2 separate regions of the Homo sapiens genome follow, and region 1 is linked to region 2. The links are chromatin contacts, found by Hi-C or POLR2A ChIA-PET in ENCODE. All regions are on one chromosome and are shown on one strand. The core of a region is the stretch at or near the end of the contact, and the rest is flanking DNA. Distances in the headings are between cores, read along the strand shown. Region 1 overlaps CSNK1G1 (casein kinase 1 gamma 1). Region 2 overlaps SNX1 (sorting nexin 1).

Region 1 (7,359 bases), core at 3,571-6,070, 100 kb after region 2:
AAAACCTAATGGAAATGGATAAATTCCTGGACATATACCACCAACCAAAACTGAACCATGAAAAACACAACCTGAACTAATTATGAGTGATAAGACTGAAGCAGTAACTTATTCCATCAAAGGAAAGGCCAGAACCTGATGGCTTCTGATATAGTTCAAATATTTGTCCCTGCTCAAATTTCATGTGGAATTGTAATCTCCAATGCTGGAGGTGGGGCTTGGTGGGAGGTGTTTGAATCATGGCGGTGCTGTCTTCATGGTAAGTGACTTCTCATTAGATCTGGTCATTTTTTCCCCCACTTTCCCCCGACTCCCAGTCACTCTTCTTCCTACTTTTGTATTGTGATGTACCAGTCCCCACTTTGCCTTCTGCTATGACTGTAAGCTTTCTGAAGCCTCATCAGAAGCCAAGCAGATGCCTGGTGCCACACTTCCTGTGCAGCCTGCAGAACCATGAGCCAATTAAACCTCTTTTCTTTATAATTTATACAGTCTCAGGTATTTCCTCATAGCAATGCAAGAATGGCCTAATACGGCTTCACTACTGAATTCAACCAGATTTATATCAATAACTAATATAAATTCTTCTAAAACATTAGAAAAGTGAAGAGGAGAAAATTCTTCCAAACTCATTCTGAGTCCAGGATTACCCTGATGCCAAAACCAGACCAGGACACAACAACAAAAGAAAACTACATAGCAATATTCCTCATGAACATAGATGCAAAAATTCTTAACAAAATACTAGCAAACCAAATCCAACAATGTATAAAAAAGATAATTCACCATGATCAAGTGGGATTTATTCCAGGGATGCAAGAATGATTCAACATACATAAATTAATATATGAGATATATCTCATGAATAGAATGGACAAAACCGTATGATCATCTCAATAGACACAGAAAAGGCATTTGATAAAATTCAACATCCCTTCATGATTAAAAAAAAATCCTCGGCTGGGCGCGGTGGCTCTCGCCTGTAATCCAAGCACTTTGGGAGGCTTTGAGGAGGGCGGATCATGAGGTCAAGAGATCGAGACTATCCTGGCCAACATGGTGATACCCTGTCTCTACTAAAAATACAAAAATTAGCTAGGTGTGGTGGCGTGAACCTGTAATCCCAGCTACTCGGAAGGCTGAGGCAGGAGAATCGCTTGAACCAGGGAGGCAGAGGTTGCAGTGAGCCAAGATTGCGCCACTGCACTCTAGCTTGGGAGACAGAGCGAGACTCCATCTCAAAGAAAAACAAAACAAAACAAAACAAAAAAAACCCTCAACAAACTAGGTACAGAAGGAACATACCTCAATGTAACAAAGGTCATATAGGACAAATACAGCTAACATCATTTTAAACAGGGAAAAGCTGAATTTCTCCTCAAAAAATTGGAACAAGACAGGATGCCGTCTCTCACCACTCTAATTCAACATAGTACTAGAAGTACTATCCAGAGCAAACAGGCAAGAAAAAGACATAAAGGGCATCCAAATTGAAAAGGAGGAAGTCGAATTGTCCCTATATGCAAGTGACATGATTGTATATGTGGAAAATCCTAAAACTGCCACCAAAAAAATTCTCAAAATGAATTTAAAAATGTAGTCAAGTTGCAAGATACAAAAGCAACATGCAAAAATTACTAGCCATGTGCCTGTAGTCCCATCTACTCAGGAGGCTGAGGCAGGAGGATCACTTGAGCCTGAGAAGTGGAGGTTGCAGTGAGCCGAGATCACACCACTGCACTCCAGCCTGGGTGACTGAGTGAGAACCTGTTTCAAAAAAATAAATAAACAGGCCGGGCATGGTGGCTCACACCTGCAATCCCAGCACTTTGGGAGGCCTAGGCAGGTGGATCACCTGAGGTCAGGACTTCGAGAACAGCCTGGCCAACATGGTGAAACCCCGTCTCTACTAAAAATACAAAAACTAGCTGGGTGTGGTGGTGGGCACCTGTAATCCCAGCTACTTGGGAGGCTGAGGCAGGAGAATTGCTTGAATCTGGGAGGCAGAGGTTGCAGTGAGCCGAGATCACGCCACTGCACTCCAGCCTGGGCGACAGAGCGAGACTCTGTCTCAAAAAATAAAAATAAAATAAGAAATAAATAAATTAGTAGCATCTCTACATCCCAATAACAAACTAGTGGAAAAAAATCAAGAAAGTAATTCCATTTACAATAGCTACAAAAAAAATACCTAGGAATAAATTCAACCAAGGATATGAAAGAGCTCTACAAGGGAAACTGTAAAACACTGGTGAAGGAAACTGAAAAATTAAAAAAAAAAAAAAAAAAGAGTGTGGGCCGGGGGGAGACATCCCTTGTTCATAGATTGGAAGAATATTGTAAAAATATTAATAATACCAAAAGCAATCTATAGCTTCAACACAATCCATATCAAAATACCTAAGACATTCTTCACAGAAATAGAAAAAACAATCCTAAAATTCTTATGAAATCACAGAAGACTCTGAATAGCCAAAGCAATCCTGAGCAAAAAGAACAAAGCAAGGCCAGGCATAATGGCTCACACCTGTAATCCCAGCACTTTGGGAGGCTGAGGCAGGTGGATCACTGGAGTCCAGGAGTTTGATGCCTGCCTGTGTAACATGGCAAAACCCCACCTCTACAAAAAATTAGCAGGGCGTGGTGAGGGAGGCTGAGGCTGTAGTGAGCCGTGATCACATCACTGCACTACAGCCTGGGTAACAGAGTAAGACCCTGTATCAAGGCGGGGAAAAAAAAACAACACAGCTGGAGGCATCACCCACTAATCACGCACTACCTGATGTCAAAATATACTACAAAGCTACAGTAACCAAACAGCATGTTACTGGCATAAACAGACAAAGAGACCAAGGGAAGAGAGGAGAGAACCCAGAAATAAACCCACATATTTGGAACCAGCTAATTTTCAACAAAGGTGCCAAGAACATTCAGTAGGGAAAGGATGGTCTGTTTAGAGAAATGAAACTAGACCCCTATCTCTAACTATACAAAAAAAAACAAATCAAAATGGATTAAAGACTTAGATGTAAGACCTGAAACTATGAAACTACTAGAATAAAACATTGGGGAAATGCTTCATGACATTGGTCTGGGCAAAATCTTTCAGGTAAGACCTCAAAAACACAGGCAACAGAAGCAAAAATAAACAAATGGAATTTCAGCAAGCTAAGAAGCTCCTGCACAGCAAAGGAAACAACTGAGTGAAGAGACAACCAGTAGAATAAGAGAAAATATAATATATGCAAACCATGTATCTAATAAGGGATTAATTAATAGCCAGGATATATATGCAATTCAAACAACTCAATAGCAAAAAATAGTAAAAATAATAATCTGATTTAAAAATGGGCAAATGATCTTCACAGCCATTATCAAAATCAGTTTATCAAAAACATGTGTGTACGTCCATGTTTATTACAGCTCTATTCATAATAGCAAAGATATGCAATTAACCTAAGTGTCCATTAACAGATAAAGGACAAAAAAATGTGGTACATATACACACAAGGAAATACTATTCACCCATAAAAAAGAATGAAATTCACACCTGTAAGCCCAGCTCTCAGAGAGGCGAGGTGGGAGGATAGTTTGAGCCCAGGAGTTTGAGACCTGACTGGGCAGTATAGCGAGACCCCGGTTCTCCACAAAAAGGAAAAAAAAAAAAGACACACACACAAAAAAAGAATGAAATTCTGTCATTTGCAGCAACACAGATGGAACTGGAGGCCTTTATAATAACTGAAATAAGGTAGGCAGGGAAAGACAAATATCACATGTTCTCGCTCATGTGAAAACTTAAAAAGTTGATCTCATATAGAATGATGGTTACCAGAGGCTGGGAATGGTTGGGTGTGGGGAGGATGAAGAGAGCTTGGTTAATGGGTACAAACATACAGTTAGAAGCAATAAATTCTAGTGTTGATAGCACAGCAGAGTGACTATAGTTAACAATAATTTATTGTATATTTCAAAATAGCCAGAAGAGTAGATTTGAAATGTTCCCAACACAAAGAAATGGTAAATGTTTGAGGTAATGAGTAGCTTAACCACCCTGACTTGATAATTACACATAGATATGCATGTATCAAAATATCACATATATCCCATAAATAGGTATATTATGTATCAATTTTAAAAATGAACCGCCTACTAGGTATTTAACAAGTTAACTGGCTTTCTCTGCCCAATGAGATTTTGTTTTGACTACTGCATTTGTGAAGTTTCAACTGGGGTCTTGTTAAGGCTGGACACAGTGGTTCATGCCTGTGATCCCAGCACTTTGGGCAGCCAAGGTGAGAGGATCACCTGGGGCCAAGAGTTCAAGACCAGCCTGGTCAACATAGTGAGACTCCATCCCTACAAAAAACTAAAAATATTAGCCAGCTATGGTGCATTGCGCCTGTAGTCCCAGCTACTTGGGAGGCTGAGGCGGGAGGATGACTAGAGCCAAAGAATTTGAGGCTGCAGCAAGCTACGATTGCACCACTACACTCTAGCCTCAGAATCAGAGCAAGAGTCCGTCTCTTTAAAAAAAAAAAAAAGGGGGGGGGGGAGGAATCTTGTCATTTTTTAATTTGAGGATTAGCTTCTCCTTTATAAGAGAGCCAAATCAGAAGAGTCACTAGATTACAATAGCTGCTGGGAAGCCAGGATATGGGAGCCTAGACTTAGAAATTTCAGGTTATGTCAGAGACCTCCATTTTCCTGTCATTTACTGCAAAGAATCCTATTATCCTGCCGTTTACCTACCCTCTAAACCCTCAATCCTCTTTCATTTGCTCTGGTCCTTGCTGACTCATCCCCTCCCTCCCTTTTTCCTCCCACTTCAGCTGCATGCTTGGTTCTGGCTTATTCATCTTCTAGTCAATTAACGAACATATACCACGCTGTTGTCATGTGGTCAGCTATGGAGTCATTCTCATACTGTCACTCTTCCTAATACGGATCTGTTTCGGCCACAGACTCTTTCATATCTCTGCCCCAAACCTCTCATCCACCAAATCTTGTTCCTGTGTGCTAGAATACAAGCAAAACTGAGAGCTATGCTGGAAAAAAGATTTATGGATTGGAAAATTTTTAAATTGATAATGTATGTATCTTCCTAAGTAAAAGACCCTAAGGAAATACTGAAACCTAAAATCATTCCCATAAAAAGAAAAGAAATTAAAACTTGCCTATGGTGACCATAATACAATTAACATAACATTGATGATTGAAGAAAATAAGAAAAATAGTTATAAGATTTTACAATTTGGTTTCTATAAGAAATGAAAAAATGATAGCTAACAGGAAAATAAAATGCTTATTCTCAGTTTCAAGGTTCTCATGGTCCCCTTTACTTTCTTCCCTGATTATCTTGGAGATATCAATTCTTAAGCATTAAGTCTTGAAAATCTTGGTGGTAAAACTGTAATCAAGAAACAAAGCTTGAAAAGTGTGACCACTCACTAGAAAACAAAGTGGAATGGAAGAGAAAGAGTTAGAGATCACACAAGGAAAAGCAGAGACAATGTGGAAGACCTCCAACCAGAACCACATTCACAATTACCCAGTGCTGTCATTTTTGTTCTATCTCTACATAATTAGAGAATTGGTATGAATTTCTAGATCAGGTCATCAATGTGAAACTGGGGTCCAAAAGGCCAAGGTAATGATTAAGAGTTGGGTACTGAAGAAAATGGTCATAGTCCCAGGACAACAAAAAGTTCCTATTTTAGGAATTTAATGTCTCAAGCTCTGGATATCACAGCAATAGGTATTCTTTAAATTCATAATCAATCATTTTTCCCAAATAATTTCATACATTTATAAGCAATGATTAATTCACTGAACAAACCTAAGTCACAATGGGCTTTTTGTTTAAGTATTCATTGTCAGGAAATCCAAATATTTTATAATTCACTGGACAGTAATGAACAATGACAGACAAAACACTAGTGAGTAAAAACACTAATTATGTTACTGTGGTCTTTGTGTGGCTTTGGCACAAAAGGTTGTTTATTTACAATGCTGCAACATCACCTTGGTAATCAAAAGAGTGGCATATGCGCACTGGCTGCTCAAACATTAACTACCAATGAGTCATACTTGCAGCTGAGAACTTACTCTGAAAAAATAGGGGGAGGAATGCTGTGCCTCTAAGTTAAAAACAAGCTCTGGTGTTCATGCTCACATTTACAAGGACACATGGTGAAATCTTGTCTATTTTCTTGTCAATTGATCTTCTTTCAAAATAAATTTCCTTTTTTTAACCATCACAAGGAATATTTTTATTAATAACATTGGTAAAAATCTAAAAAGGCAAGCTTATTAAATCTTTCTAACTTCTTTCTGCCACTGAACTACTTGCTGACTGCTATGTGACAGAATGACATCACACCAGGCCTTAAGATACGCTTGAGATACAAGGGTAAAGAAGACACAAGGCTTGTTTTCAAGGAGCTTATAATCTTATGGCAGGGAGTGGGGAGAGTGGGACCAATATGCAATTACAATAAAAAAATAGTCAATGCCTAATCATCAATAGGATAATATAATCAGGATTTTAAAAATATCCCAATGTTCTTCCTCATCTGGACTCTGGAAAAAATAAAATAAAAAATATGGCCAGGCACGGCGGCTCACATCTGTAATCCCAGCACTTAGAGAGGGCGAGGCAGGCAGATCACGAGGTCAGGAGATCAAGACCATCCTGGCCAACATGGTGAAACCCCGTCTCTACTAAAAAAATACAAAAAATTGGCCAGGCGTGGTGGCTCACGCCTGTAATCCCAGCACTTTGGGAGGCCGAGGCAGGCGGATCACGAGGTCAGGAGATCGAGACCATCCTGGCTAACATGGTGAAACCCCGTCTCTATTAAAATTACAAAAAAAAACTAGCTGGGCATGGTGGCGGGCGCCTGTAGGCCCAGCTACTCGGGAGGCTGAGGAGGAGAATGGCGTGAACCCGGGAAGCGGAAGTTGCAGTGAGCCGAGATAGTGCCACTGCACTCCAGCCTGGTGACATAGCAAGACTCCATCTAAATTTTAAAAATAATAAATATATAAATAAATGGCAAACTTGGGCCTAATATGAAGAACTTCAAATACACTGGACTTTCCCACATTAAATTAGCCTGAAGAGTGGTGAACTCTATGATTAGAACTAAGTAGTCAAGCCGATTTAGATGACTGTAAGAAAATCCTAAAAGTAATTCTTACACTAGCGGGTAGGGGTAGCAAGGGGATTTGAAACAGAAAACTAAAGCACTTCCTATCTTGGAAAAGTCTGCAGCTACCTTGTTAGTTGCAGGCAAGGGTATTAAGATGATGCCCACCGCAGCTATTTTAGAAGTAGTGGGTGATCTCAAGAAGCAG
Region 2 (6,582 bases), core at 2,773-5,272:
GCTGGGATTACAGGTGCCTGCCCCCACACCCAGCTAATTTTTGCATTTTTGGTAGAAATGGGGGTTTTACCATGTTGGGGAGGCTGGTCTCGAACTCCTGACCTCAGGTGATCTGCCCACCTCAACCTCCCAAAGTGCTGGGATTACAGGTGTGAGCCACCATACCCAGCCAGAGAATGTTATTTAGAAACCAAGATCTGGGTGCCAAATGTGCTGCTTGTTACTGGAATGTCATTGCCTCTAGGCTCTCACCATACAGTGCAAAGAGATGATAGATAGATAGATAGATAGATAGATAGATAGATAGATAGATGATAGATATAGATAGATAGATAGATTGATTGATTTGTAGAAACAAGATAGGTTAGAGATACCTGACATAAATAGATACTAAAAATCATGAATTCACACTGATGCTTTGAGACCAGCCCTGTAGGTTTATTCCAGTCTGCCCCCTTTTCCATGTTGTTAACTCTTTCCTCCAGAGAGACAAAGATTTCAGGTTGCTTTGTTAAGTTCCATCTAATGATCATTCTGACGTAAGTCTGTTTTTCTTATTTCCTTGGAATGATGTCTCCTCTGGTTTCAGAACTTCCTCCTCTGCTTCCTGTATCCTGAGGCTGGCGGGGCCAGTTGTCTTTAGGGCTTGTGCATTTTTGTAAAGAGCTTGCACGTGTGGAAATCAAGTAGGCCAGTAGTGGGTTAGGGGTACTGAGCCAGAAGCCTCTACAAGGAATAACAGGAGCACAAAGGAAGAAGGTGGTATTCCAGCTGGGGACCCAGGAGGGAGGACTTTGTGGAGAACCTGATGCTTGAACTGAGTCTAAAAGGTGTAAAAGTGTTTGTTGCTTCTGCCTCCCTGTCTGTCTGGCAGGGTGAGGTAGGCGCATCTAGGGAAATGTCAAGTGGCTTGGTGTAGGGTAAAGTCAGTGAGGCCCATGGAGAAAAACGAGCAGGAGCCACATCACATGGGTGTCTGATAGGACCTGGGAGGCGCTTTCCACATTACCATTGTCGCTTCGTGATCTGGACACACCAGAAGGCGTGAGACTGGAGGCAGGAAGAGCAGCCAGGCTTATCCCTACCCTCAGGAGAGCTGAAAAGGGCAGGTATGGTGGGGCCAGAGCTCAGGAGAGTTTCGGAACCACTGAGATCGGTCCTTGATTTGATGAGAGGCTTGAGGGGAGAGGGAGGTAGCTAGGATGCCCCGCAAGCTTCTGGCCCAGACACTGGGCAGACAATGAAACCCTTTGTAACACATGAGGCAATAGGTTTGGGGCAGATGGGAGGGGAAGCAGTGGTGGGGGCAGTGAGTGCTGAAGGTGTTTTAAGAAGCGGCTCTGGGCCAGGCACAGTGGCTTATGCCTGTATTCCTAGCATTTTGGGAGGCCGAGGTGGGAGAATCACTTGAGCCCAAGAATTTGAGACCAGCCTGGGGAATATAGTGAGACCCTGTCCCTACAAAAATAAAAACAACTAGCTGGGTGTGTGGTGGTGCATGCCTGTAGGCCCAGCTACGCGGGAACATCACCTGAGCCCAGGAGGTTGAGGTTGCAGTGAGCTACAGTTGCGCCACTGCACTCCAGCCTAGGTGACAGAGCAAGATCTTGTCTCAAAAAAAAAAGCAGCTCTGGATGGGAAGGGAGGCCAGTTGCTTTAAGTAGGGGAGATAGAGTTAAAGGAGGCTTTGTTTTATTTAAAGGTGGGACAAACTTAAGCATGTTAATAAAATTCAGAGAAGAGAAAGAGAATGACTATCAGAGCCATGTTTGGAAGAAAATGGGGTCCAGAGCACAGGAAGGGGACCTGTGTTCAGAGGGTGCCTCACTGCTGAGGCCACAGGAAAGAATCTGTAGGTGGAGGGGAGGCCGAAGAGGGGAAGTTTCATGCTTGATAATTAAAATTTTCTGAGATAGGAATGTCATATTTACCTATTTAAGCCAAGTTTTTTTAGATAAAAGGTATGGAACCTGCTTTCCCCTTGGCTAGTTCAGCGTTTGGGCTCCGGAGTGCTGAAGATGAGGACTGGACTTCGAGCTGGTGTGATCCCAGTATTCAGTGTCAGTACTCAGTGACAAAATAAATGAGAGAAACGGGAATAAGAATTGTCGCCTACACAAAAATACCAGCAACTGTTAACTCTTCCCAGAAGATTTTCATTCTGAATGCTCCTGTAGCTAGGAACCCTAAAAAGTCTTTGAAGCAACTCAAGTTTTAAAAAAGGGGAGGAACTCCTGGAAATCTCAGGATGGGGCCAAGATGTGGCTGGAGAGTGTGTGGTGATGGAGGGCGTGTCTTTTGCCGAGCACACTCAGGGCCCACGGGAAGCCCATAGACTTCAAGGACATCAAGCCCCAAGGTGGTGGGATTTTCCCCACCAGTACTTGGCAGCCTAGGGGGAAGGGGAGGGCGGGAGAAGATAATGGGGATCCCTGGCTCCAAACATAGGAGGACACATCTGTGCTACAGTGCGCACATGCCTGGATGTACACTCTGTCTTTGGAGACACTGGCTAAGATTCTCTGCTCCATGTTTGGACAGGGTCGTGCCTGATCTGAGATAAATGGACAAGAACAACTGAAGCCTGTCTTCTGGTGCATGTGTCACCTGCCGATAACTGCATCTTGTGATAAAGTTGGGTGATTTACAGTCTCCACCAAATGCTAAACTCTGGGGTCTTACGCCTTTATAACTCCATGGGCCCCAGCAAAGGTTCAGGCTCAAAACAGGTGTCAAATAGATAACTGTTGAATGATTGTTCCCCAGTTGCAGGCTCTGCCACCTGGCGTTCATACTGTCTGTGAAAGGACCCAGCTCACCTTTCCCTCTTTATCTCCCAGTCCTTCCCAACAGCGCCGACACCTCATGGAAACTGATTGCAAATGTGCTACTTCTCACTTCTGTGTGGCCCGAGGAGGCTGGGTTAATGCTGGGCTTGGTACCTTAAGCACCCTTTCTCCCTTCCCCATCTTCATTCTCAGAATTACACCTGTCTGAAGCAGGCATTTTCCAATGCCCTAGATGGGAATATAAGTGTAAGGAGATGTGAAGCATTTGCCTGTGTGTCAGAACATTCACTGAGGATCCTCATAGGCACTTCTAGAAACCAAATCCTTGAAGATGACTAACCAGAAATGCCCGTCATAGCACTGTTTACAGTTGCAAAAACTGAAGCCAATTGAAATGTCCATCAGGAGGGGATTAAATGAATTATGGTACAGTTACACCGTTGAATATTTTACAGCCATTGAAGATGATATATAGCTATATTCATTGACAAGGAAAACTCATATTTTTTAGTGAAAAAAGCAGGTTATAGAATTGCATGATATTCACATTTATATAAAACTTTATATATGGGAAGGATGTTGATTGAATTGTTAATAACTATGGTCACCTCTAGAGATGGAAGTTTGCATTACCTTTAATTTTTAATACCATTTTGTATTGCTTAAAATTTGTATGTATTATCGTTAAAATAAGAAAAATCAAATAAAGCTATTTTCATTATGGGAAAACAATCCAGTGCATCCTTTGAGGCCCGCATCACATATCTGTTCTTTGGGCAGCTTCCCCTGATCCGCCCTCTGCCCTACCCCGGACTGGAGTTGGGCCCTGCGTCTGTCGTCCTCTTCAGCCTCTGGTCTTCCTCTCCTGTGTGGTGTCAGCTCTGAGGCGGTCTCTGTAGCCTCCTGAGCTCTGGACTCCCTGGGGTCCTGGGCTGCACTGTCTCTGCTCATCCTGGTGTCCTCCACCACCTGCACAGGAGCCTCCGGGGCAGTGGCTGCTCCTCGGCTCAAGATCATTGCCATACAAGCCTGTGGGTCACTGAGGCCAGATCTGGGGATTTTTCAAGAGATCCGGAAATCTGGCCTAATTTGAGGTTTAATAGGCCTCACCGTGGTTGGTAAGACTGGTGCTCAGTGTGCTGGGGAAGCCTGCAGGCCCCACAAGTCTTGCCCAGACAGGCCTTTCACCCCTTTGGCCCTTGTCTGTTGTGGAAATGCTCCTCTGGCTCTGATGACCAGACCTCGGGGCAGAAAACTTCACCCACCCAAGGCTGCTCAGAGGAAGCCAGCTGCTCGCCTTCCACAGGATGCTCTTTGTCTGGGTCCAGAAAAGAAACAGAAAAACCCTGTCCAATCCGAGACAGGACCTTTCCATAAAGAGATGTGACTGTTTCCAAATGACTGCCCCTTCGGGGCTTCAGAGCTCGCTGCTTCCTCTTCCATTATGAGCTGCAGTGGCGATAGCCACAGGGGCCCAACACGCAGGTTTCACTGGCAGCCTCTCAAGAAAAATAGACGAGGCTCCTGCGGCCAGGAGCATGTTCCGCAGCAGGGGACAGACTGCCCATGACCGCCCCTTCCCACTCGTGGGCCTAATTATTAACTATAGTAAGAACTGCCTCTGGGCCCTGAGATAGCTCACATCCAGCACTGTCACCCTGCAGGGTGCACTCATGACCCACACTAAGGACAGGTTCAGGGAGCTGAAGCAGCTGGCCCAGGTCACACCCCATAGCTAAGATGAACTCAAGCTCTTAGCATGGCCTCTCTGCCACACCCTATCCCACACACTGTAGACATTTAGACGGGGACAGACAAGAGGAACCTGGAAATCAACCCACTAAGTTTTGTTTTTTTGTTGTTGTTTGTTTGTTTTTTGAGGTGGAGTTTCGCTCTTGTTGCCCAGGCTGGAGTGCAATGGTGCCATCTCAGCTCACCGCATCCTGCGCCTCCCGGGTTCAAGCGATTCTCCTGACTCAGCCTCCCAAGTAGCTGAGATTACAAGCACGTGCCACCATGCCCGGCAAATTTTGTATTTTTAGTAGAGACAGGGTTTCTCTATTTTGGCAGGCTGGTCTCGAACTCCCAACCTCACGTGATCCGTCCGCCTCGGCCTCCCAAAGTGCTGGGATTACAGGCGTGAGCCACCACACCCGGCCCTAAGTTGTTTTCTTAAAGACCTGAAGGCATCCACACAGTAGGCCTGTTAAGGACAAGTCCCATTTGGATACCCACCTGACCTGGTAAGCATTGGAGCTTCTCTGACCCCTGCAAGACATTCTTTCCCCAGATGGGCAGGGGTTGCCCAGTGGAGTAGTAGCAGAGGCTGGAAGACAGAAGCATCTTTGGTGAGTAGCTGGGGACCTTAATGGCAGACATGAAAAACTCCACTTGCTGAGAAGCCACCGCCAGCACCCTGGGGACAGCTAGCATATGAGGCAGGGCCACCTCCCTTCCAGACCTCGAGGCCTGGAGCTCCTGCCCATCCTGGCTTCTGCCTGTTGCCCCAGTTCTTGGTCCCTCAGCTCTCTTCACAGTGAACCCCTGTTACTTGAGGGACCCAAGTGTGTCTTTGTTTCTTGAACCCCAGTGCTTGGCACACCAGAGGGGCCACTTGGTTGATTGGCTGACATGGCTCTGAAAGGCACTGGGAGTTGCTGTATCACCACACGCAGCCTGGAGAGCTGTGCCGTCAAAGTGGTGGGGTGGCCTCTGCCAGCTCTCCCTGTGCCAGACCTGAGTCGTGTTGTCTGAAGCAGCTGAGCTGCCGCTGTCCTATCTGGGCAGGGGACAGGAGACTCCTAGAAGTGACATTGCTGGCTGGAGCCCCGGGTTTGGGGCCTGCCTGTCCTGGACCAATTTTTGCTCTAAGGACTTGGGCAGGACATGCTTGTCAGAGGTGCGTTCTAACAGCTGCTTCCAGTACCCACCACTCCCTCACGCCTGGCTTCCCCCGGTTGACAGAAGTGAAGAGTTTGGACCAACTCAGTAACAACGCTTTTTAGTAGCACTCTTTTTAAAAGACACGTTACACCAAAATCTAATAAACATAAAAATGATGTTTTTAAATGTTATATTTATTATTTCCGTTTATAAAATGTACTTATTAACAAGGTAATCAGTAGGAACTCTGTGAACAGTAGGAGGCTGTTTTGATGAACAGCATAGTTGGTGATTTATATCAACCTCTGCTTCCAATTTATTTCTTTACTATTTTTGGTTGCACAATATGGAGGAAATCAGAAAAATCCTTATTGCAGTGTTAGTAGTTGAAATTGTTAATTTTTTTTAAGCTAACCTTGCAGTCTCAGGGTACGGAAGAAATAGAATCTGCTTTTGTTGTCAATGAGTCAGTATCCATCAGGATGAACCATGTCATTGGTAAGACCTTGCCGTTTTTTGCCTACGAAAACGGCAAATTCACATAATTCAGTCAATAATAGCTAACATCTCTCTGCTGTGTGCTGGGCCCCATGCCAAACACTGTGGAAGCTGCAGTCATTTAATCCACACACCACTCTCTGTTGTGTGAGGACCCTGAGATAAGGACAGATAAGGACCCTGAGCCTCAGGGGGGTTGTCCAAGGTGATGCCGGTGACCAGAGCTGGGCTGGGGTGGCGCAGGCAAGGTTCACCATGGCTCAGACAGCCCCCAGTGGCTGGGCCCCTCCTGGCCAGTCCACCCCTCCGCTGCCGCCCGCCCAGCCCGGGCCCAGAAAAGAATCCAGCCTCTGTGCCCCGTGGCGCCCACAAGCTCGTGGCCCAGGGGCTGTTTGTTTTCTTAACGAGGTTG

What was found. A loop is a pair of places that touch in the nucleus more often than their neighbours do. ChIA-PET counts read pairs that join two places held with the same protein, here RNA polymerase II (POLR2A). Pooled maps may share reads with other maps.
Region 1: a pooled map shows a loop between it and region 2 (4-fold over the local background). The contact joins two enhancer-like sites. A Hi-C loop is called at or near these places in 1 of 37 single-sample maps with no recorded cell type and 2 of 50 pooled maps. POLR2A ChIA-PET finds 5 or more read pairs at or near these places in 5 of 52 experiments (H1, HepG2, MCF 10A and 2 more).

What each region holds. Positions count from the first base shown.
Region 1 is chr15:64,242,096-64,249,454 of GRCh38, forward strand. All of the region lies in intron 4 of CSNK1G1 (casein kinase 1 gamma 1), which reads right to left. Among named protein-coding and RNA genes, the nearest start is that of PPIB, 83 kb to the left of the region's middle. RefSeq lists enhancers at 3,884-4,384, 4,385-4,885, 5,006-5,065, 5,955-6,249. Within about 2 kb of position 4,821, at least 6 of the 41 ENCODE cell types and tissues checked have a DNase peak (open chromatin) inside an H3K27ac peak, as active enhancers do.
Region 2 is chr15:64,140,714-64,147,295 of GRCh38, forward strand. It overlaps SNX1 (sorting nexin 1), which reads left to right. Exons shown (of 15, transcript NM_003099.5): 15 at 1-3,518. Among named protein-coding and RNA genes, the nearest start is that of SNX22, 7.7 kb to the right of the region's middle. RefSeq lists enhancers at 3,665-3,974, 3,995-4,084, 4,950-5,466. Within about 2 kb of position 4,023, at least 4 of the 41 ENCODE cell types and tissues checked have a DNase peak (open chromatin) inside an H3K27ac peak, as active enhancers do.